Regions from separate parts of the Homo sapiens genome. Here region 2 is linked to region 1. Evidence: chromatin loops called from intact Hi-C (ENCODE). Cell type or tissue: CD4-positive, alpha-beta T cell. All regions are shown on one strand. Each heading gives the region's core, and the rest is flanking DNA. Links, peaks and the distances in the headings are about the cores only. Region 1 overlaps EPC2 (enhancer of polycomb 2). Region 2 overlaps ORC4 (origin recognition complex subunit 4).

Region 1 (12,402 bases), core at 2,387-10,386:
AAATAATGCAGCTTTTAACATTTGTGTACAAAGTAGAGATGGTGAAATTACATAGTAATTTGTAGGCTTCCTACTGAGAAACCAGAAAGAATATTTTTTGGACTAAAAATTGCACTTCAAACACTATGGGGTCAAACTGAAGCTTCCTCTTTACTTTTAAGAAACACACATCCAAGCAGGATGCAGTGGTTCATGCCTGTAATCCTAGCACTTTAGGAGGCCAAGACAGGAGGATCACTAGAGACCAGGAGTTCAAGACCAGCCTGGGCAACGTAGCAAGACCCTATCTCTACAAAAATTACAAAAATTAGCAGCATGTAGTGGTATGCGCCTGTAATCCCAGGAGGCTGAGGTGGGCGGACTACTGGAGCCCAGGAGTTTGAAGTTACGGTGAACTGTATGATTGCACCATTGCACTCCAGCCTTGGTGACAGAGCAAGACCCTGTCTCTAAAAGAAATAAATAAGTAAATAAATAAATATAAAGAAACAAACAAGCTGTTCCCTGCCTTCCCATTCCCTTCATCATTTTATCATGCTGTCTGTCCCCTTTCGTTAAGAATTTTCCCTTCTCTCATCAACATAACTAGTAAACAAATCTCCACCTCTCCTAAATTTACACACTCTAAAAAAGCTGTCAGTGTATGCTTACCATTATATAGCAAGATAAATGATCTCTACAAGCCATATAAGAAAGTCAAAGCCATCCTCACAATGCTACATTATATCTCATTGAGAACCTTGGAGAGTGATATAATGCGACTTCATAGCATAAAGCAACTTCTAGGTGTGTCAAAAAGTTATGAATACAATTATTAGACAAAACATTGCCATTATGGAAGTATCAAACAAAATTATTATTTTGTTTGATACTTACTGGTATGTATGCACAAGATGGGCTTGCATAACAATAAATTTCAATAAACACCTAGCAGCCATCAAAGGTTCTAGAACCAACTTACAAATTCTGGGTTTACCTAATTCTAGTAATGACACACTGAGTAATTTTCACAGCTGCTGAAGCTATAATTAGAGCCCAAAATGAACCTAAATTTCTAAAATGTGAGGAATTATCAATTTCCAAGAAGAGGATTCCGACGCCCTTTGAAAGGACTCAGTACCTTTTAGCATCTTTTACCAGTATCCACATAAAGGATGTTAAATAAAAAGTACTGATGCATTTCCCATTTTTAGATCAAGACTAAGTCATCTTGACATGGGTTACCTGTTAATTCCAGTTCACAAAAACACCACACACACACAAAAGTTCTTACAGCATAATACTGGCATCCTGCCCGCCTTCTGAAAGCACAGGGACCATCAGGATCATTTTCTTCTTCCGGTTCTGATACTGGGGACAATACCTAGACAAAAGAGGCATTCCATTTAGAAGTTATCAAAAGTCAATAGATCAATGTTTGTAATACTCTAAAATGTAAATCTGATCACAAACAGTAAATCACTTCTATATTACATATCATAAGTACTGAATTCCCCAAAACATTCAATGACTAGCAAAAATTTTCTATAGTTAAAAATCATTGTTTTTAATGGATTAGTTCTTTCAGGTTAAGTCTAGATGGCATTGGTATTGCTTGATTGCTTCTAAACATGAAGTGCTAAGTCTTAGAATTAATACAGTTTTTATACATCCCATTATATTTTATAAATAATGTATGTGGCTATAAATATTTAATGACAGTTAAATATTTACTTCACCTATAGGTTAAGTGTATTTTTATCCAATAACTTTATCTCTCTGTAATAAAGCCAAAAGCTAGGACATAAAAACAGCTTATAAACAGCCAAAAAAAATCACCACAACAAAAAAAACCCCAAAGGCCATAAAGGCCAGGTTTTATTCAAAGGAAAGTCTTGTATCTCCCAACTCATTTTTCAAAAATCACTTTTTAAACTTAGCAGATCAGAAGTAGAAAAGAAGAAGAGAAATGACTTGCTAAAGTAAGCACATTGGTTATAGAGAAGAGATAAGCCCGCAACGCTAGAGCAAAAGAATAAAGACTTTCAGAAAGCTGTCACATATTAGAAAGCACTCTTCCCAGGCCATGTCCTATCAGGCCAAATATCCCTATGTAATTGAGTGGACTTCTAGGGCAGTAGCATTGACCTATTAGAGCACGCTTTATAAATGTCACAAAAACAGATTAAATAATATACAAATACACTGAAGATAGGGAAATAATATGTTTTAGATAAATTTCCACCCATAATTATTAAAATTTTTTTAAAAGTTTTGGTACTTAAGTTTCAGTTGTCTCGCACTCTCACTTTGTAGAACATCTCTTTTTCTGATAAACGCTGGCTCAACCATATTTACTTGCAAATTTCTGAACCTCACAAATCCCTCTCTTCCTATTTCGAGAGGAAAAATGTTTTCTCCATATTATTTCCAAACTGTGGTAATTACCACTGAGCAGGGTCATCCAGGGGAGAAAGGTATTTGTTTGAGGTTCCAATATACCTCCACCAACCCTATGGGGGAGACACAGAAACAGTGAGCTGGGGCTGAATCTTCTTCATGGGGAACCAAGCCTCAAACCTGAAATTTGAAAGGAAATCCCAAACGTGAATTTTACACTTTGGTTCCTTTGCAAATAACGTACCTATTCTAAGATATACACAGGAAGTGTCACAAAGTCTCAGAAATTCTGTGTATAAAATCTATCACCCCTTCCTCCTAACTACGATTCCCCGGGGTAGATTCCAGGGGACAAAAGAAGTCTGAGGCATAGGAAGACAAAGCTAATGTTAGGAAAATCGGAAGCACGATCAAGAGGCAGAGTTTTAGCTCTGTTCAGCTGCAATTCAGTGGCATAAGTCTGGTTAAAATGTTTGTTCTCTTAAGGCTCCCTATTCCTTGTTCTTGGTTTATTAGACAAAGAAAAATATGATTACTTTAATGATCTTGTCAGCAATAAAATCCTGATTTTATAAGATGTACACTCTGAATAGCTGCCTCACTGAATGACGCCCAAATATAGGTAAACATTAATACTTACTCTTTAGTAATATGGAGATACCATAAAATTAATGAGGATTGTCTAAGACCTAATACAAACAATCAGAAGAACCTAAAAGTTTCAAAATGCAATTTTCATGTGGGTATGGGAACTGGAAACTATATAAATCAATGCAAGAATTTGGAGCAGAAATGAAGATCCCTTAATGCATGAGAAACATATGAGTAGTTATGCTGAGTGAGCTCTACTTTCAGGCTGGATGTACTGATTCCACCGATAAAAGTTTCTGTAGGTCATAGCACCCTACAGTATCATTCATTTTTTTTTTTTTTTTTTGAAACAGGGTCTTGCTCTGTCGCCCAGGCTGGAGTACAGTGGTGCAACCTTGGCTCACAGCAACCTTCATCTCCCTGGCTCGAGCAATCCTCCCGCCTCAGCCTCCGGAGTAGCTGGGACTACAGGCATGTGTCACCACGCCTGGCTAATTTTTCTACGTTTGTTTCTGTTTTTTCGGTAAAGATGGGGTTTCACCATGTTGCCCAGGCTGGTCTCCAAGTCCTGGGCTCAAGCAATCCACCTGCTTCGGCTTCCCAAAGTGCTGGGATTACAGGCATGAGCCACAATGTCCAGTCTACAGCATCATTCTTAAAGGGCTGGAAATATATAGCAAAACTTTCTAGGCTCTCATTAGTACCACCAATATAAGCCTATTATACAAATATTTATCTAACTATGTCATTTTCTTACTTAACATTTTAAATAATTTCCCAGTATGTATGATGTAGATAGAGGCTATCTGCCATCTGGGTATTACTGCAGGCATCAAGCCTTTCATCCCCTCTTCCTCTTCTATGTTTTGTGCTCCAGCAATGCGAAACTGCTAGGAGTTCCCTCTAATATGCTGTGCCTAGAACCCTTCCCTATACTTTCTATCTGGAAAATTACTCTTTTGTAGGGCACTATATCCCTCATTCCTTCAAAATGGTCATCTGATAAATGTCCCATGGCTATTCAAAGCTCTGCCTGAGTCAAACTAGATGATCCTCTGACAAAAGTAATATATGGGTTCATTAAGTGCTCCTGAAGGGAATATAAAATTAAGCATATCTTTGCACATTTGATACTATTCATATGACTATCAGAATATTATCTGGGTAGAAAAACCAATTGGTGAAAAAGAGTAAAAATAATATAATCCAGCCAAATGGACACATTTTATGCAAACTCCAGATTTTAAATGGTTATAGCAATGAAGAGTTTTATAAACAGTCTTGCTTTCAAACATATCTATAATGTTGGTTTTTAAAAGAAAGTTTCCTTAAAGCAAACAAGTCAAAAAGTTAAAATATGATAAAGCTGGTAGTAGTTCAAGGTCTTTGTTACAGTATTTTCTGTTAAGTTTCCCATACTATTTTTAAAAAGAGGGTATTGCTAGAGCAGGTGATACACAATATTTAAAAAAAAAATGGATCTTTTTTTTGTTTGCTTGTTTGTTTTTGAGACGTCGTCTCGCTCTGTCGCCCAGGCTGGAGTGCAGTGGTGCGATCTCAGCTCACTGCAAGCTCCACCTCCCAGGTGCACGCCATTCTCCTGGATCAGCCTCAGGAGTAGCGGGGACTACAGGCGCCCGCCACCACACCTGGCTGATTTTTTTTGTTTTAGTAGAGACAGGGTTTCACTGTGTTAGCCAGGATGGTCTAGATCTCCTGATCTTGTGATCCGCCTGCCTCGGCCTCCCAAAGTGCTGGGATTATAGGAGTGAGCCACCACGCCTGGCCGGATCTTTTAATATATAAAGTAAAAGTCTTATTTTAAAAACAGCACTTATAAAAATATTTTTTAATTGCACACATTTTTCTATAAAGCTGTTGCAATATTTATCAAAGAGTTAAAACTTGAATCAGTTCCTTTAAGTCTTTTTTAGAATCAAATAGCCATTACCTAACAAATTAGCAAAGTTTACATTAAAAGTTATAAAACACAATGCTGGTGGAGTGTGGTAAAAAGGAAAGTATTGTTGATGAATATTTTCAATATTTACAATTATATATTAACTGTCTTAAAATATTGATAATTTTTGGTTAGTAACTAGTAATTCAATTTCTAAGAATCTATTTTAAATAGAGGGAAAAAATCTATGTTCATTTTTATAAATGGAAAAACTAAAAACCATGCGCTCCACAAAAGAGTAAATTCTATACAACTGATGAAAAGTAATACAGAGTAAATACCATTTCAGTGGCTACATAAATACTGTGGAAATGTTTATGCTATATACATTAGGGGAACAAAGCAAGAATAAAAACTCTAAGATAGCAATTGTTTTAAAAATATAGCAATATAAAATACTAAGAAGAAATATCTTTAAAATATTTTAAAACAAGCACCTGTGGAAATTCATCTTCATCTGAGCTGTGAAAATCATATTGCTTAATGTCACTCTTATTGATCACAGGCAATGTCTCAGGAGTGGGTTGCTGAGATGTTATCAAAGCCTCTGCTTTAGGCTTCTTTGGGTACTTCTTCTTTTGACGAACCACATCAGAAGCCTCTTCTTTCAAAGACAAATGATGAGGGTGCTGTTTACATGACGATTTTTCCCCCAAAAGGAAGAAATAAAAATCATTTTAGAAATCATGAAAAACTATACTGCTCTTTGAAAAACATACATTTTTACCCAGGAGGTGATTTTATTGTTTTTAATACGCAAAAATTATTCTGTGTTCATAAATTGAAACATGTTTTACTTTCTGCAACTTATGATGAAAAATAATTATGGTATTTAAATTTGCTTTTTACATTATTATCACTACTTTAAACTATGTGAGTGATTTTTTGGATTGCTCTATTATGTAATCCAGTATTTAAAAGGTATTTAAATTCAATATTTATTTAAATCTGCTGTATTGATAAAAATTAACCACTATTTTTATTTTTTAAAATCTTCAACTGGATCATGAGTTTACTGTCATTTCTACACTTAGATCTAATTTTTAAAAATGTCTGTTCTATGGATGGTAATCTTTTGAGAAAAATAAGCTTAACTAGGAAAAAAACCCTCACTTTTTAGAATGTATAATTACTGCAGCAACTGAACAGTAACGTTCTGAAGTCCCCCAGGCTTCTGTGGAGGTTCCTGAGAGGCCATCTGGCAAAGACACTGACTGAAGGGGTAGGTTTCCAGCCCCCACCTCCCCTCAACAGAGCAGCTCTGTTACTGTTTTAACATACTGGCATTCCTTTTAATAAAAAGGGATCTAGCACTTTAAAAGTCGGAAAAGACTGTTCCAAGCACCAAGGTACAAACTACACAATTTATACATTTCCACATCTAGTCCAGATATTAACTACTTTAAGGTCAAAAACAGTACACACAATAAAAATATTGCTTGAAAGGCAAATTATATTTAGTGAGATATAAAATTTTTCATATAATAGGTATAACTATTACATCAAAACAAAGCCCCAACTTTCAGAAACTTCCCATATTTTAAAGTGGGATACATGACAAAGTAAATATAATTAACCATGTGTAATGGAGTAGGACAACAATGGATGCAACCAAATCCCTAAAGTTAGTATTTAGGAAGGCTGAGTATTTATTCATAGAGGAGGTCTAAAATAAGAATCAATATATAATAAAGGCTGATTCTGTCAGTAATTCTGGGTTAAGATTTTCATATTGCAATGCTTAACAATCACATACCTAGGAAAAGCATTGATTGACACAAAATGGATTTTTAAAAATAACTTACAAAATGACATTTGCACTGATAACTTTTTCGGCTATAGAGACAAGCGAGATTTAGAGAGAATCAGGATGGTGGGCTAGACGCCTGTGATTAATAAGAAAGAACTTTAGTGTTTTAATTGACATGAGCTGAATGAAGGAGTCTTCCTGCTCCACACTCTTTCTTGACCTTTAAGAATGAACCCATGAAAAATGAGAACTGTGTACATTTTTAAAAGATGAATTTTCCACAAACACCCTAGGTCATTTAAAAAATTTTGCTACAGAGTAAAGCTCTATTGTCTAGAAGCTTCAGTCAATATCTGTTTCCTATTTAAATCTATGCTCCTTAAAATTAAAGGCTTTATTAGTTTTCATATTTCCCAATTAAATACTTTAATTAATGTACCAAGTGAGGACCAAATAAATATAGTTATCTAGTCCAAGTGACTAAAATAACCACTGAGTCTGGCTCTTTCATTAGGAAGAAACTGTGACCCAGAAATTACAGGACTTTCTCAAAGTCACTCAAGGTAGATAACAATTGATAAATGCTGGCTCTGGAAATGATGATGACAATAATAATTTTCAATAGTCTCAATGAAGAAAGCTTTGAGGTGTTGATTCCTTCCATTACAATGCAAGGTTTGCTAAGGCTAGTGATAATAACTAGACTTTAATTACCTTTATTCCCTAGGGAGGCAGATAGCATATTGAACATGACGGACTATTAGACCTGAACTGAAACCTTGAATCTGCCACTTACTAGCTATTATATAGAAGTCACACAGATGCAACAACTATCTCTAAGGGTTGTTATGAGGATTAATTGGTCAGTATGTATATAAATACTCCTAGCAAAGTGCTTGGCTCATGGTAAGAACTAAAGTCACGTTAATTACTTTTTCTTTACTCAAACCATATTAAGACAACTGCAGAAATCAATAACTCCTCTGATCAACATTACCATCCATACATGCTTCTTCCCAGACAATATTCACCTTAGTTTTACATTCTTGAACTTTGTGATGATTTCCATTATGAAGAGTTGCTGGAGTGGCATATAACTCTTTTTCTGATCTACTGATTTTTACTTCATTAAGGATTTCACCACCATAGTCTCCCAAATGGTATCTTGAAAAGGTAACAAAAATATAAGAAAACATTGCATAGTTTGACAATAAAGAAGGAAAATAAGTGATACCTCAATTAATTGGAAGTCACCTAGTCAAAAAGGGCTAACAATCAAATTACTTTTAAAAGATAAAATTTGCAGGAATAAAGAAACAGGGATTTGGTAAAAACAAAACAAACCAAAAAACTAAAAAAGGCCTAAGGTACACAGCAAACAAATTTCTTACATATATTATATAATCAAGCACTAGGAAATGTTTAGAATGCTTACTCCAGGAATCATACAAAATTCTGTTTTTGTTTAGTCTATTTAATTTTGTAGGAAAATATACTATATTAGAGCACACATTTCTAAAAGGAGTTGAAACGAAAAATGTCTACCTACTCAGAAAATAAAATCAATACTTATTTCCCTCAGATTTAATAGAAAATTTAATACAGAGAAGTAAACAATATGATCACTAGAGTTCTTTACTAAATAAAATTCAATGATTCTGCCAAAACAAAATTAAGTATAGGATCTACAGTATACACAAAACTCTCCCAAAATCTGCAATCCAAATTGATAACTTAATCTATAAAAACTAGTAACCACAAATCTTTAAAAAATATAAATTCTTACAGAATCAATATCAACTGTCATAAAGCTTAACCTGTTCCCCCCTAAAAATCTTTTGGTTCATTTTGCCCATCATTTGGTAAAGTTGTCATTTTACTGTTGTAACAGGAGCAATGTTACCTTTTCTCCACAACTTCTAAGGTTAAGTGCAATAATTCTCGTTTTGTTTTCTCTCTTCTCTTAATCATTTCCAAAATTGTTATGGCTCTACTAAATTCTCGTCTCAGTTTCAACATCTTTTCATAAGAGGCTTCATCATTCTTACGATTCTATTAAAAATAATAATTTTAGAAGAATAAACAACACAGTTATCTACATTTCCGGCTTTATTCAATAAACTCTTATCAGACCTGAATTTATCCTATAAAAGTAAAATGTTAAAAAAAATCTGAACAGCAACCTATGTAAGATAACCTATAACTATTTAACTCTGAAAATATAAGTACAAGCAAGTATCTCTCGACACTCAGAAAAAAAATGTTGCCAGCTGTTGAAAAGGTAGAATGGCATAAAGAGATAATTTCAATGTAAACAAACAAAAAATGTCCACCTGAAACAAAATCTGTTATCAGAAAATGTAGTCCATTCAGCGTGTAGGAAAGTATTTTCCAATGACAGAGAGGAACAGTTCTGTCCAGATCAAGGTAACAGTCAAAATGAGTCCCCTCATCCATTCATCCATCCATCTCCAGCTCTGTAACTGGGGGCTGGATGGTTTGATACACTGTACTATTATGTGAACATGAACAATGACCAGTAAAGCTTCACTTCAGAAACTCAGAAAACTGAAAGTAGGATAACAACCATTTCAAGAAATCGGACTGTCAATTTTCAATGTAAATGTAACACTCCACTGCTGAGTAGAAAAGAGATTTAGCAAAAATACTGAATTTCAGAACACTGTTTATTAGCTTTTCAACTAATTATTATACAAAGTGAAAGCCCTGCTACATAACTAGAAAAGGCTCAGTTGTAATTAGTAGCATCTATTTGCATATAAAATTATTACTAATATAAACTATTTTGTTAAACATCCACAGATTCCTCACTTTACTATTAGGCATGGAACTATTTGTTTAAAAATAGACCACTACCACCTCTCCAATCTATGCATCCAGAGTGAACTGTACTTAAGCAATCATTCATGCCTTGATTTAATAATCTGAAATGACATTAGAAAGAACCTAAGGAATACCAAAGGTTTCATATTGGAGGATTATAAAAGAGAAAAATAACAATTGAGAAAAAGTCAAAGTTATACTCTTTTTCTTTTGTGTATAGTTTCCTGCATTTGAAAAATAATAGTCATATATTAAAAATAACCTACACTAAGTCCCATTATGGTATTCCACATCGAATATTAAAAATAAGTCATCCTTTTGTGTAATTTTAAAAAATTCATCTTTTTCTTCTTCATTACTATGACAAAAGGTAAATCTAAAGCATATGTTTAAGCATTTTTTTAAACAGGCAGCAATAATACCTTTCAATTAAAAAAATTAATATTTTCGACAGCAACTATTAAAGTGCCTACACTGTGCAGGGTATTGCACATGTCCCTTACCCTCAAAAGGCTTAGAATCTAGTAAGGATGACAGACAGAAAACAGATATACAGAATTGTAAGGCAGATAATAATATGAGGTTACATGCCAGCTGGCAGCTGAATAATATTCAAAAGTGCACCAGAACCTTTTAGATGGCTCCCCTGTTCAGTAAGTGTTCCTCTTGGAGGTTCTACCCTGTCTTATTCATATCTTGTTTTGCTTTTGTGTGTGTGTGTTTGTGTGTATGTGAGACAGAGTCTCACTCTGTTGCCCAGGCTGGAGTGCAGTGGTGTGATCTCAGCTCACTGCAACCTCTGCCTCCCAGGTTCAAGCGATTCTCCTGCCTCAGCCTCCCTCCTCCCTCAGCCTCAGTAGCTGGGATTACACGAATCCACCATCACACCCAGCTATTTTTTGTATTTTTAGAAGAGATGGGATTTCACCATGTTGAGCAGGCTGGTCTCAAACTCCTGACCTCAAATGATCTGCCCACCTTGGCCTCCCAAAGTCCTGGGATTACAGGCATGAGCCACTGCCCCCAGCCTCTGTTCTCTTTATGCCCAAATAATTATCGTTCCTAACTTTCCTTTCCCCAGTCTTGTCCTTTTTTTAAAAAACAAATAAAAAACAAAAACAAAACCTTTTTGTTTTGAAATAGTTTCAGTCTTACAAGAAAGTTACAAAAACAGTATAAAGAATTCTCATATATCTTCATCCAGATTCTCTAAAGGTTAATGTTTTACATTTGCTTTATCTCTCTGTATGTGTATACATATATGTATGTATGAATATAAACACACACATCTATAAATTATCAGCAGTACTATTTTTGAAAAATTTCAAGAGAAGTTGAAGATATAAAATGCCCCTTTATCCCTATATACTTTAATATATATTTTCAAAAAAAAATGATATTCACATAGAACCACAGTACAATTATTAAAGTCTGGAAATTAACATTAATATAATCCTATTACTTAATTTCTTTATACATATAAACTTTATTCATATTTCAACAATTGTCCCACTAATGTCCTTTACAGCAAAAAATATAGTTACTGCTATAAGGACATCAGTAAGATAATAACTTTTATTATAATAGTACTTTTTTTGGCCGGGCGCAGTGGCTCACGCCTGTAATCCCAGCACTTTGGGAGGCCAAGGCGGTCGGATCACCTGGGGTCAGGAATTCGAGACCAGCCTGGCCAACATGGTAAAACCCTGTCTCTACTAAAAATACAAAAATTAGCTGGGTGTGGTGATGGGCGCCTGTAATCCCAGCTACTTGGGAGGCTGAGGCAGGAGAATCGCTTGATCCCAGGAGGTAGAGGTTGCAGTAAGCAGATATTGCACCACTGCACTCCAGCCTGGGCGACAAGAGCAAGATTCCATCTTAAAAATAGTAATAATAATAACAATACATTTTTTCCTGGTCTAGGATCTGACTCCATATTAAAAACCACATTTGGTTGTCATGTTTCTTTAATCTTCTGTAATTTAATCTCCTTACAATTGTTTTCTGTATCTTTCAGTGATTATGATCTTAACATTTTCAAAGACTAGAGACTATGTTGTAGAATATTCCTCAATTTGGGTTTCATTAATGTTTTTCCACGATTAAATTCAGGTTATGTATTTTTGGTACAACTACCACAAAAGTGGTATTGTATCCTTCTCATGTCATATTAGGAGTTAGAAGATACTATTTGTCCCATTACTGCTGATATTAACTTTGATTGCTTAAGATGGCATCTCCCAGGTTGCCCTAGTCAAATACTATTTTTCCCCTTTAAATTAACAAATATGTTAGGCCGGGCACAGTAGCTCATGCCTGCAATCCCAGCACTTTGGAAGGCCGAGGCGGGCAGATCACTTGAGGTCAGGAGTTCAATACCAGCCTGGCCAACATAGTGAAACCCCGTCTCCACTAAAAATACAAAAATTACCCGGGTGTGGTGGCAAGCGCCTGTAGTCCCAGCTATTTGGGAGGCTGAGGTAGGGGAATCACTTGAACCCAGGAGGCAGAGGTTGCACTGGGGCGAGATTGCACCACTACATTTCAGCCTGGGCAACAGAGTGAGACTCCATCTCAAAAAATAAATAAATTAATTAATTAACAAGTATGTTGTAGGACTACAGAAACACTATTTTACCATCAAACTTCCCCCCTTAAGTTTAATATCCATTAGTTCTAACTTTTGCCTGAAATAATTATCTGCATTATTATGGTGGTTGCCAAATAGTGATAATTCTAATTCCATCATTCTGCCAACACTTACAGCTTTGGAAATCTACTGTAAGGAAATGCTGTCTATTCATCCATCCACACCCACCCACCCACCCACATCAGTATGGACTCATGGGTTACTCTATGGGGTAGAATCCATTACTTT
Region 2 (12,402 bases), core at 1,648-9,647, 830 kb after region 1:
TCCCATAGATCATGTTTGATTTTTATCTTCTACCTTTCAAACCCTTCCTTCTCTTCTGCTACCAGTTAATTCTCTACCAGATGTACTCCTATAAACGTCTTAATTCTTTTTTCTTCATAACACTCAGATAATTCCGACCCACTTTACCTCTTGTCTGGACAGCTACCTCCAGTTAGGTTTTTCTGCCTTTTCTTTTTGTACATTCACTTTGCCAGTAATTGAAACTCCAGTACGTGACTACTCATTTTCTGCCAATGTGATAATTTTCCTGCTACTCATGCTGTTCCCTGTAACTGGAATGTTCTTCCTTCTTTTTTAAATCTCTTGTCTCATCCAGTTTAAGCATTCTTTGTAATACTTTACCTTGTATCCCTAGGTACAGTAACTCATGCACTTCTGTTTTTGTGCTGCATTTTGTTCATTTCACTAGTATGACTGTGTAGTAGTTTCCCTTATTCAAGTACGAATTTGGGGTTAGCCAGGATTGTTTTATCATTGTGTTTATTGAATTAACGTAAAGAACAGGATAAGAAAATCAGTAGACTGGAAACTTTATTTTGGTTTTAGTGTTCTACAAATAAGACCAACATCTATTTAATAATGAATTAATATTAGATAGAGTTACTAAGGTACACCAACCAGTAAGGCACAGGATTATATTTAGGTTTTAAACTACATCTTTCCTCAATTTTGGCTTTTTTTTTTTTTTTCCTTTTAGTATCTCTCAGAAGATAGAAGTGTGCAAGAAGTACTACAGAAGCATTTCAATATCAGCAAAAACCTGCGGTCATTACACATGCTATTGGTTTGTATTAGTTTTGTTTTATTGCTTGTTGCTTTGTTTTTGTTTTTAATAGTGACGGGGTCTCACTTTGTTGCTCAGACTGGTTGCGAACTCCTGGCCTTAAGCCATCCTCCCACCTCTGCCTCCCTAAGTGCTGACATTACAAGCATCAACCACTGTGCCCAGCCTACTTTTATCATTTTCTATCTTTCATTAGATAATTAAGTTTTTATGGGAATTGATTAAACCTGTAGGTAAATTTTGGGAGAATCGACATGCATTGGAACACTACATCGAGTGTTCCAATCTCTGAATAGGGTTCATATCTCCTTTTATTTGATTTCTTGTTTGATTACTTTCATCAGCATTTTATAGCTCTTACTACACAGATGATGTACTTATTTAATGTGTATACCAATATTTAATTTGTTAGAACAATTGTAAATGGGTTTTGAAATTTTGGTTTCCCACATATTCATTACATTTCCCACATATTCATTACATATAGAATATGTGATTGATTATATATATACACATTAATATATAGAAATGTGATTGACTTATAGTCTATGCTGAACTCACTTATTCTAAGAGGTTTTTTAATAGATTCCTTGGGACTTTTGATGTAGACCATTACATTTTTCACAAATAGTGACGGTTTTTTTTTTCTTTCCAATCTGTATGCCTTTTATTTCTTTTCTTGCTTTTTTGCAATGGCTAGAATTTCCAGTGTTATGTTGAATTAGAGCAGTGAGAGTGGACATCCTTTCTTGTTCCCAGTCTTAGGAAGAAAGGATTCAAACTTTTACCATTAAGTATAATGTTAGCTGTAGGTTTTTTATACATGTTCATTATCAGGTTGAGGTAATCCTCATCTGTTTGTAACTTGCTGAGAGTTTCTTATAAATGGGTGTTGGATTTTGTCAAATGCTTATTCTCGATCGTTTCGCATGACCATGTTTCTCTTTAACCTGTTGATATATTTGATTATGTTATTTTTTGAGTGTTGAACCAGCCTTATATACCTGGAATAAATCCTACCTGGTTATGATGTTTTGCCAAGTAATTATATCTTAAGCTTACATAATACCAATATCAAACAAGAAGTACTTAATTGTTCTGAAAATTAACTTTCTTCACTAAGAGTATTTGGTTTTAGTCTAATATTTCTAGAAAATTATGGCAAATACCTTTGAAAGACAAGATAGTTTTGGTTTCATAGAAAGGTCATTTTTAATAATAATAGAATAATAATGACAGTAGCTACCATTTATGGACTGGCATATGAGCCAAGTACTGTTGATGCTAGTAGTACCTATATTATGTCTGGCCATTGGAATAATCTTATTTTTTATTCTTACCCCTAAAGAAATTGAGGCTCCTTAAAGCTAAGTAACTTGCCGAAGGTCACACTACTAGTAGATAACAAAGCCAGGACTTAATCCAAAGCTCTCTGGCTTCAAGTTTGTGTCCTACTTGGCTGTATGGTTCACCCATGTTTATATACAAGTTTTCTTTCCTCATTGCTGCTTCTGCTGAGGAATTTAAGTCTTTTTATCCCTATTTACTTTTCTTCTATTGTCAAAAGCATACTGCCATTTTCAGCATATCATGAAGGAATTTGGGGACTAGTAATTTTTAGAGGAGGGGTGTGTGTGTGTATGTGTGTATGTATATATATATACACACACATCTCCATCTGGGAAAATATCTCTGCCTCAGTATTGTCAATATTAACGGCCATTGTTCTGCCATTTTTCTATTACATTTTTAATTCATGGTAATGAATTAAATAATGGCTTGTTTTTTGTCATATGGGATTCTACTTTGAGGGCTGCTTACTCATATTCTTAGCTCATCCCATTATTTGTTGTCATTGTCTTACTGTGGAAGCTCATTATAGATTACAGATTTTCAGCCTCTCCAGTAACCAGAGAAATACTACAATTAAACTTTTTTTTTCTTGCCAATCTAGTGGGTGTTAAAGATTATGCTTGATGGTATCATGACTGTGACTATTAATATTTATTGCTGCTGCCAATGTAAATATGTGTAAGTGCTTTGGAGAGCAATTTATTTAGCAAATTAGGTAACTAGAGAAACATACTAATTAGAGAAAGTCTAGTTACCTAATGCACAGGAAGACATGTCCAAGGTTGTTTATTGCAGTCTTGTTTATAATTGGGAAAAAAAAAGAAATGAAAGATGTCTGTCAATAGGAAATTAGGAAATGAATAATCGTGGATATATACAAAGAAATATAATGAAAAAATGAATAAACCAGAATTGATACTGCCTCAACATGGGTAAAACCTCACAGTGAAGAGAGTTGTGAAGATACAATATATTTATATAAAAGTTGAAAATTACTCTGTTGTATAATACATGTATATGTAGTAGAAGTATTAGGTTGGTGCAAAAGTTACCATTACTTTCAGTGCCCAAAATGGCAATTACTTTTGCACCAACCTAATAGTATAGACATACTTGGTTGTTTTATGTGGGGAAGAGTAGAGTCCAATCCGGAGGAGATGGGCTTCAACTCTAAAATCATATTTCTTAAGCAGGTAAAGTAGTCATAGATATTTATTATTCTCTGTTGCCTTTGTATATGTTAAAAAAAATTTATGCCTTTGTGTCCTCATAGCTTAGCTCCCACATATCATATCAGTGAGAACATACGATGTTTGGTTTTCCATTCCTGAGTTACTTCACTTAGAATAATAGTCTCCAGTCTCATCCAGGTCACTGCAAATGCTGTTAGTTCATTCCTTTTTATGACTGTGTAGTATCCATAGTATATATATACCACATATATATATATATCCATATATCCATAGTATATATATACCACAGTTTCTTTATCCATATCCATAGTATATATATACCACAGTTTCTTTATCCACTCGTTGATTGATGGGCATTTGGGTTGGTTCTACGATTTTGCAATTGTGAGTTTTGCTGCTATAAACATGCACATGCAAGCATCTTTTTCAAATAATGACTTCTTTCTTTTTCAAATAATAACTTCTTTTCCTCTGGGTAGATGCCCTGTAGTGGGATGGCTGTATCAAATGGTAGTTCTACTTTTAGTTCTTTAAGGAATCTCCACATTGTTTTCCAGTGGGGCGAGGGATAAAAGACTACAAATATGATGCAGTGTATACTGCTCAAGTGATGCATTCACCAAAGTCTCACAAATCACCACTAAAGAACTTACTCATGTAACCAAATACCACCCATACCACAATAACTTATGGAAAAATGAAGTTAAAAAATAAAAATTAAAAAATTAATAACTAAAGGAAAAAGGAAAGGAGAGAGAAAGGGAGGGAGCACTGGCAATCTAGGTCCCAACCAGTAGGAGAATGAAGGACAAGGATTGCCAAACTCTCTGCCCAGCTAATCAGTTGCGCCCTTGTTAAGGTGAAGGAGAGTTTCTTGGATAATTATATCCCAAATATTGCATGGCACATACTACTAAGAAACTATTTATTGTTTATTTGAAATTGAAATTTAACCAGAGGTCATGCATTTTTATCTGCTAAATCTTGTAACCCTAAATGACCAAATTTAACTTTCATGAAAAATACAAATAAAGAAGGAAGGAAGGAAATCTTCAAATACTTGAGTAGCAACTCTGGTCCAGGACCTCTGTTCATTTTTGAACAGAGAAGCAGCACAAGAGAAGGAGACTGTGCTTTCAAGGAGAGTTATTCCTGAGTATAAATGTGCTATTTTCTTTTCTTTTTTGTACAATTGAACATAAAACAGCTAACTTCTGTCTAAATTAATACTAACCTGGCTGGATGATTGGGTGGTGAAAAAGTTAACAAGTAAGGCGTAGATCTGCCTTTTGGGCTTGTGTTTGGGGCTTTTATTAGTAAGTATTCTTAATTATTTTCAGTTTCTTCTCCTTGACCTACTCCTCTTTAAACATTGTTCTTCCAAGCAGTAAGTAAACAAGTTATGCAACTGGGATGGGTTAGAGAGAGCAGCAGGAACTTTTTTTATGCTTTACATCTGCAGTTATGTGACACACAAATTGAAATACTGTATTTTAATACAACTGAATTTGAGAATACCTTCCTAAGCATTAATATTTACTCTCCCTTAAGAATTAACTATACAAATTCAGAAGTTTTGCACAGTATCTCCAAAATGCCCATGTAAATACGTAATTGTTTTTCTGATCTGTCTTTCCCTAGATGCTTGCTTTAAATCGAGTAACAGCATCGCACCCATTTATGACTGCCGTAGATCTAATGGAAGCAAGCCAACTGTGTAGCATGGACTCGAAAGCAAATATTGTACATGGTGAGAACCCAGCCTTATTTTTTAAATTGTGGTTTTTAAAACTTTGAATTTAGATAATGGAATGTTTTTAAAATTACAATTAACGTGGGCATAATGCTTTATAAAATACTTTCGTATCCATATAGCCTTTAACTTAGTCCTTTTAAAGGTACTATCACTCCCATTTAAAGTGAAAAAAAAATTTGACGCTCTGCCTCTTTTGCCACATTGGAAATCCAGGTAAGACTGTGTTGCTGATGTTATCATTGTATCAAGAACTACTGAAGAGCATTCTCTGGGTTTCAGTCATTTTGGGTTTGTTATTTCCTTTTCCAAATGTAATGAACCTTTTCCTCTCCGGGGAAAAAAGGAATACACAGATTTGGATATAATTTCCAGGAGTTTAGGAAGTCTCTAGATAAATCCTACGCAAAGGCCCTGTGTGATTTAAAGTCACATAACAATTGAAGTTTATTTTGTTTACTGTGGGCCATATGGTGAGTGCCTGATAATATTTCGCCAATCTTTGTGACATTTCTAAAAGTTTAAAAATATCCTTATTTTGCAGATAGGAAAAAAACTAAGCTCAGGGAGGTTAAGTAACTTAAATTTATATAGATAATTGAAACACATTGAAATCTAGAAGAATCTTGACCTTCTTCACCCCTCAGAACCATAGATCTTTCACTATATTGTATTCTTTGGAGAACAGTTATTTCAGTCTTATATGTCATTAAACTGATAGTTTTTTTTCCCTTTTACTGTAGGTCTATCAGTCTTGGAAATCTGTCTTATAATAGCAATGAAACATTTAAATGACATCTATGAGGAAGAGCCATTTAATTTTCAAATGGTCTATAATGGTGAGATGAGACTTAAGTAGCTTTTTTCTGACTCTTCCCCACTGCTTATTTGAAGGTATAATGTTGTCATTGCTTTCTACTCAGAGTTTCAGAAGTTTGTTCAAAGGAAAGCACATTCCGTTTATAATTTTGAAAAACCTGTTGTCATGAAGGTAAGATTTAGTTTGCTGTCATTTTTCTACAGACAAGTATATTTTTTACATCCAATTTGATTATGTATTAAAATTGCACTTTCATTTTTAAACATTAAGTATTATAGAGATTTTTTTCAAAACAAGAAAATTATCTAAAAATGAAATATTTTGGAAAAATCTGAGGAAGTGACCGGTTGTTTTAGTTTGTGGAGGTATACTGCCCTCTGCTGTCTCTTCAGAGCACTTGCATCCCGAAAACAACTATTCAGTATAGTGTGTGATATAACCTTTCCCTTTCCAACCCAAGGATTGGCTTTTATAATCTCAGCAGTAAAAGGAGAAAACAATGAAAATTAGAGCCATTAAGAAACTTAAAAGACAAAATCTTATTGGCCTGTGAGGGCATACAGAGAAAGTGTTATTTGGGGGCTGAGTCATGAGTTTTACAACTTCAGGACTTCATGTAGATTACCATTGTCCACTACAAAGATAATGTGAGCCATGTAATGTAGTTTTAAATTTTCTAGTACCTGTAAGAAAAATAAAAAGGTTTAATTTTAATTATATATTTAATGCAACATATCAAAAATGTGTCATTCTATAATCATTATAGAAGAACAGTAAGGTATTTTACATTCTTTTGAATTAAGTCTTTAACATTTGGTGTACATTATATTTAAGCACATCTCAATGGCCTAAATGTTTACTGGAAATTCTTGCTGTTTAGATTCCATAAAATGTATAGCTGAGAAAGTAAATTTACATTTTGAAATTGTTCTAAACATGCTCAGAATTTTCTAATAGAACTAAATATCCATTTTTAAGTTTAAAAAAAAATTGAGTCACACATTGAAGTGCTCAGTAGCCTAGCGTGGACAGTGCAGCTCTTGAAGATTTTAAGGAAAGAAACTTTTAAAACAGTGGATTCCCCAAGTCCATTGGCATCCCTTATAGGCCCTAGTAACCAGAATTTCATTTCTTGTAGCAACAAAAATGAGTACAGAGCATTGCCATTTCTTCAAAGAAACAGGAAAAGTATTTTACAATACTGGAGGGTTTTTTTCCCCTAATAGTCTTATTTTGTGAGAGCTGTGAAAATGGAAAGGTTACCCAAGTATTTAAATTTTTTTTTTTTTTTTTTTTTTGAGATGGAGTCTCCTGTCGCCTACGCTGGAGTACAGTGGCGGGCGCAATCTTGGCTCACTGCAACCTCTGCCTCCCAAGTTAAGCGATTCTCCTGCCTCAGCCTCCTGAATAGCTGGGATTACAGGCGTGCACCACTATGCCCATCTAATTTTTGTATTCTTAGTAGAGACAGTGTTTCACCATGTTGGTCAGGCTGGTCTCAAACTCCTGACCTCATGATCCGCCCACCTCGGCCTCCCAAAGTGCTGGGATTACAGGCGTGAGCCACTGCGCCCAGCCTGCATTTAAATTCTCAATAATTTGTAGCTGCTCATTTCTGAATTTTCAATTATGAAGTATTTTGCTATTTAGAAATGTTTTAAATCTGCACAGTTCTATTCAGCTCTTAACACCTGCAGCCTCCAGTATTTTCTCATGTTCAGATATGAAGGTATCTGAGCTGTTTCTCTATCAGAAGAATTTATGTGATACATAGAGAATATGTTCCAGTGATGTTTTTTACAGTGAGTTGTAAGAATATAATAGAATCCTCAGGAATCTATTTCAGTGTATCATTATTTAATGGTTAGTATATCATGATTTAATGGTTTTTTTTTTCATAACCTAATAACGTACCTAACACAACACTCAAGGTTAGAAAAGATATAATAGGTGAATATTAAGGATAAGAGGAAGTAGACAAGAAAGAGCCCTATTAAGATGGGGAAGATGGAAGAAGGTTGTGACAGTCTCAGTCAGACTTCTTAGAGGAAACAGGAGCCTGTCCCTTCTCCTCCATGTCCATACTAGCCTGCTGAATCCTTTACTTACAGGATCAGCTGAATATGTCTAGTTGACTCAAGGGTCTTTTTCTGCCTCCCTCTGTTACAGCTGTGTTACCTTTTTACATAGCAAAGCAAAAATAGAGACAGACAAAATATAAATGCAAATCTGAGTAGCCTAGGGAATTGATCAGAAAGTCTTATCTGATTCTTAGGTTTTTACAGAGAACTGGAAACTATTTATTAAAGTACTAGGAGGAGCTATGATAGAGAATGAGGCTAGGAAGAAAACCATATTGTATATATTGAATTAAAGTTTGCCGTGTTTACATTCAACAATATATGGACAAGTAAGTGTGCACTGACACTGTTTTACCTGATAATATGAGTTTTCATGGGGTTGTGAGAGTTTTTTTAATCCTATTGATTGTTGTTACATTTTGCTTCCCAGTACTCTGTTCTGCAGCTGACCAAAATGCTAACTGTTCTCTGGGAGAGAACAGGAGAGTTGTCACTCTCCTCTCCTATTCAACCTAAACTATTTCTTTCATCTTTCAGGCTTTTGAACACTTGCAGCAATTAGAATTAATAAAGCCCATGGAAAGAACTTCAGGAAATTCACAGAGAGAGTACCAGCTGATGAAACTGCTTTTGGATAATACTCAAATTATGAATGCTCTGCAGAAATATCCCAACTGTCCTACAGATGTGAGGCAGTGGGCAACATCCTCACTAAGCTGGTTATGAATATAACCAGTGACTTCAACTTTGGCATTTCATTCATACTTCTGTAGAGAACGGAAAACTATTGTCCATTAACATGATATGCTAAACATTCTATAAACATTCTTGTATTTATGTGAGACTTGCCCATCTACTGTCTTGGCTGTGTCTTGCCTTTTAATCATGAACAGTTACATGATTTATAATTTCACTGATTGAGATTACTTTGTAAGTAGCTGTTCAGAAGAATAAAATATGACTGTTTTAGGGACTAGACCATGTGCTTTTTTAACACTTATATATATAATGGTCTATTTGAAGAGCTCACTTCAACCTAACAGCTAGATGTCTTTACAAACCTTAAACCAAAGGAGTAAAAAAAACAATGGTAAGCACTGAAGTATAATAAGTAACCTTTGGTACAGCAGGTTTGCTGCAGTGTTTTTTTCTGTCCACATGCAAATTTTGGATTCTATCCCAGACCCAGGTTTTCTAGTTCAGAAGACTAACCAGCTTAGTCAGAAGATGGTTCCATGGAAGAAAAAGGCCAAGGAGTTTGAAGATTTTTCTTCTAGACATCTCAAAATGTGGTACTCATACCATCCACATCAGAATCCCTTGTAGGATTTTCTAAAATTACAGATTGTTGAGCCTACCATAGGTCAAAAGGACTGGAATTTTCCTTCTTAACAAGTATAGTCATGGCACCACGTAACATTTTGGTCAATGACATTGTATAAAGGGTGGTCTCATAAGATTATACCATATTTTTACTGTACCTTTTCTATGTCTAAATATACAAATGTTTTACCATTGTGTTACAGTTGCCTACAGTATGATTACAGTAACATTCTGTACAGTGCTATAGCTGAAGAGTAATAGGCTAGGCTATCTGTATAGCCTAAGTGTGTAACAGGCTATATACATATCATCAGGGTCTGTGTAAGTATACTCTGTGATGTTCATACAGTGATGAAATCACCCAAAGACACATTTCTCAGAACGTAGCCCCATCATGAAGTGACGTGACTACCAGAGATTTCTGGAAAAGCACTCCCAAAAGTAATGAGATGTGTATGGCAATGTTAACTGAACCTGTTTGTATTAAAAAGTAAATCCCTATGAGGAATGTGGAAATGTCCGTCAAAGCATTGTCTTTTAAGTAAGTTCCAAGATCCATGAATTAACAGAGGCATATATTTAAAATGAAATTTAATGAGCACTTAGTGACTTCATTTGTTCAAGAATATTTGATTTCCTATTGTGTGCATGGGAGGTTTACAAAAGACAGACTGTCCCTATGCTTGTGCAGCTTACAATCTATTTAACTATTAGAGGCCCTGTGAGATGTAGGCAGTTATTTACAGATGAGAAAACTAACACAGCAGTGGCAATGCTGGGAATGGCCAACAGGCTTGGAATTCAACTCAGTTTAGCACCAAAGCCAGTGCTATTAAGACCTGAAGTTCAACAGTGGATTCCTTACCAAATAGTTTTTAAAGTATGCTCTAAGGAACAATGTTTTAATGAAATCTTGGATACAAAGTGGAATAAAAGGTTTCTGAGCATAAAGTAGCTCTTCAGTAGTTACAACCTATTCTTTTGCATACATAGCCTTTCCTTCCCTGCAAAAAGTTAAGCCTGCTAAGTATTCAGATCCCTGTCATTTACTTCTCAGCAGTCTCATTCAAGCTAAGGCTTGCATACTCAATCTGTGCCGTAGTCTACACATTTTTAGGGGATATTTCACCAAAATACTTGACATGGTAACATCACTATTATATACTAGAAGCAAGAATTTTACACTTATGCTCTAAGTGATCCTTTTAAAAATTTTCTGAACTATTTGAGGAAAGTATTATTTGTCTTAAAGGGTAACAGCCTCATGAAATGACTTGAGGATTCCAATTTCTTATTAGCTTAAGATGTCACTTAAAAGCTGACAGCCCTCATCTGTCTCATTGGCTACATAAGAGCTGCAGAAGATCCATCAATAACCAAGTATAAAGAAAGATTTTAAGACTAAGTACCAATTGAGGTAAACATGAAACCGTTATAAAGCAAATTAAAAAAAAATACATTAGGAAAAGTTACACAAATGAAGTGTACGCCTATTATATTCCCAAGGCATTTTTGTGGGGAGGAACAGTGCTGCTTGTTGGCCTTTCCATATTCCCTCATACAAAAATGCTAAAATCTATTCGCAAGAGTTTTGAGCTAACTTCGTCTCTTAAATTGCTTTAATTGTCATCAATAAAAACAAATATGAAAAACCCTAGTTTAAAAAGCGGTTCAAGAATAATGTAAACTTATACATATAGCTTATTTTCTTCATTTACTAGAGGAGGAAAAATAGAACCAAAAAATGCATGAACTCCTGCTTTTCAATCTGATTACCTCAAACTGAAAAGCAGGTGAAAGGAGGAATATTTCAGTGTGTTTTTACATCTGAATCCAAGGGATCCAAGTGGCCCAGCAGAAACGGAATTCTTGTTAAAATGACTGATTCTCGTGCATGTGAAAGGCTCTGGGGAATGAATACCTGTTTGGTCCAAACTTACTGTATCATAATGCTGTATATGTTGAAAACGTAATACCTGTTAATGTCCTAATGAATCACGTTTTGCAGAAAACACCGTAAGAAACACTTCAGTCTTTCTGTAGTTTCCATGCATATTTCACCATGGTTCGCACTCTGATCCTCATCTGGTTTAGAAAGCAATTCAGTTTCTTTCAAACCACCATAACCTAAGTGCTGCCCCATCCTTCACCTTTACCCTAGAAAATCTGAGAATCCATTGGTGTGTACTGTGTGACACAATGCCAACAAGCCTCTGGTTTCTAATACTGGCAGGACCAACACACATACTTTAGTGGGAATATAATCTGTTTAGACGATAATAGAGGGAAATGCCATAATTAACAAATCTCCCTTCACTCACCACTATCCTCATTCTTGCAGTTGTCAAGGTGTAAGCCTCACTGTAAGTTACAAAGCTACCACTCCCCTCTTTAAGAACACATAGCTTAGGATTGCCTTGGCGATGTGGGCTCTTTTTTGGTTCCATATGAACTTAAGTAGTTTTTTCCAATTCTGTGAAGAAAGTCATTGGTAGCTTGATGGGGATGGCATTGAATCTGTAAATTACCTTGGGCAGTATGGCCATTTTCACAATATTGATTCTTCCTACCCAAGAGCATGGAATGTTCTTCCATTTGTTTGTATCCTCTTTTATTTCCTTGAGCAGTAGCTTGTAGTTCTCCTTGAAGAGGTCCTTCACATCCCTTGTAAGTTGGATTCCTAGGTATTTTATTCTCTTTGAAGCAATTGTGAATGGGAGTTCACTCATGATTTGGCTCTCTGTTTGTCTGTTGTTGGTGTATAAGAATGCTTGTGATTTTTGTACATTGATTTTGTATCCTGAGACTTTGCTGAAGTTGCTTATCAGCTTAAGGAGATTTTGGGCTGAGACGATGGGGTTTTCTAGATATACAATCATGTCGTCTGCAAACGGACAATTTGACTTCCTCTTTTCCTAATTGAATACCCTTTATTTCCTTCTCCTGCCTAATTGCCCTGGCCAGAACTTCCAACACTATGTTGAATACGAGTGGTGAGAGAGGGCATCCCTGTCTTGTGCCAGTTTTCAAAGGGAATGCTTCCAGTTTTTGCCCATTCAGTATGATATTGGCTG

What was found. Hi-C counts contacts between places; a loop is a spot of excess contacts. Peaks named below come from ENCODE experiments on the same cell type or tissue, not always from the same donor. Only the 100,000 strongest peaks of a DNase experiment are listed, where the experiment ranks them.
Region 2: it touches region 1 in a loop (2.7-fold over the local background); 2 of 110 quality-filtered maps call a loop at or near these places.

The regions. Positions count from the first base shown.
Region 1 is chr2:148,758,112-148,770,513 of GRCh38, reverse strand. EPC2 (enhancer of polycomb 2) reads right to left here. Exons shown (of 14, transcript NM_015630.4): 5 at 8,584-8,732; 6 at 7,712-7,844; 7 at 5,368-5,559; 8 at 1,274-1,363. Among named protein-coding and RNA genes, the nearest start is that of KIF5C, 110 kb to the left of the region's middle. RefSeq lists an enhancer at 6,138-6,307. In CD4-positive, alpha-beta T cell, for the core only: no CTCF peak of the experiment used is centred there; a DNase peak (open chromatin) is centred at 5,493.
Region 2 is chr2:147,931,839-147,944,240 of GRCh38, reverse strand. ORC4 (origin recognition complex subunit 4) reads left to right here. Exons shown (of 14, transcript NM_181741.4): 10 at 719-805; 11 at 4,993-5,101; 12 at 5,848-5,943; 13 at 6,028-6,095; 14 at 8,543-12,402. The coding sequence ends at 8,731. Among named protein-coding and RNA genes, the nearest start is that of ORC4, 83 kb to the left of the region's middle. In CD4-positive, alpha-beta T cell, for the core only: CTCF peaks have their summits at 6,083 and 6,283 (motif pointing left); a DNase peak (open chromatin) is centred at 6,300.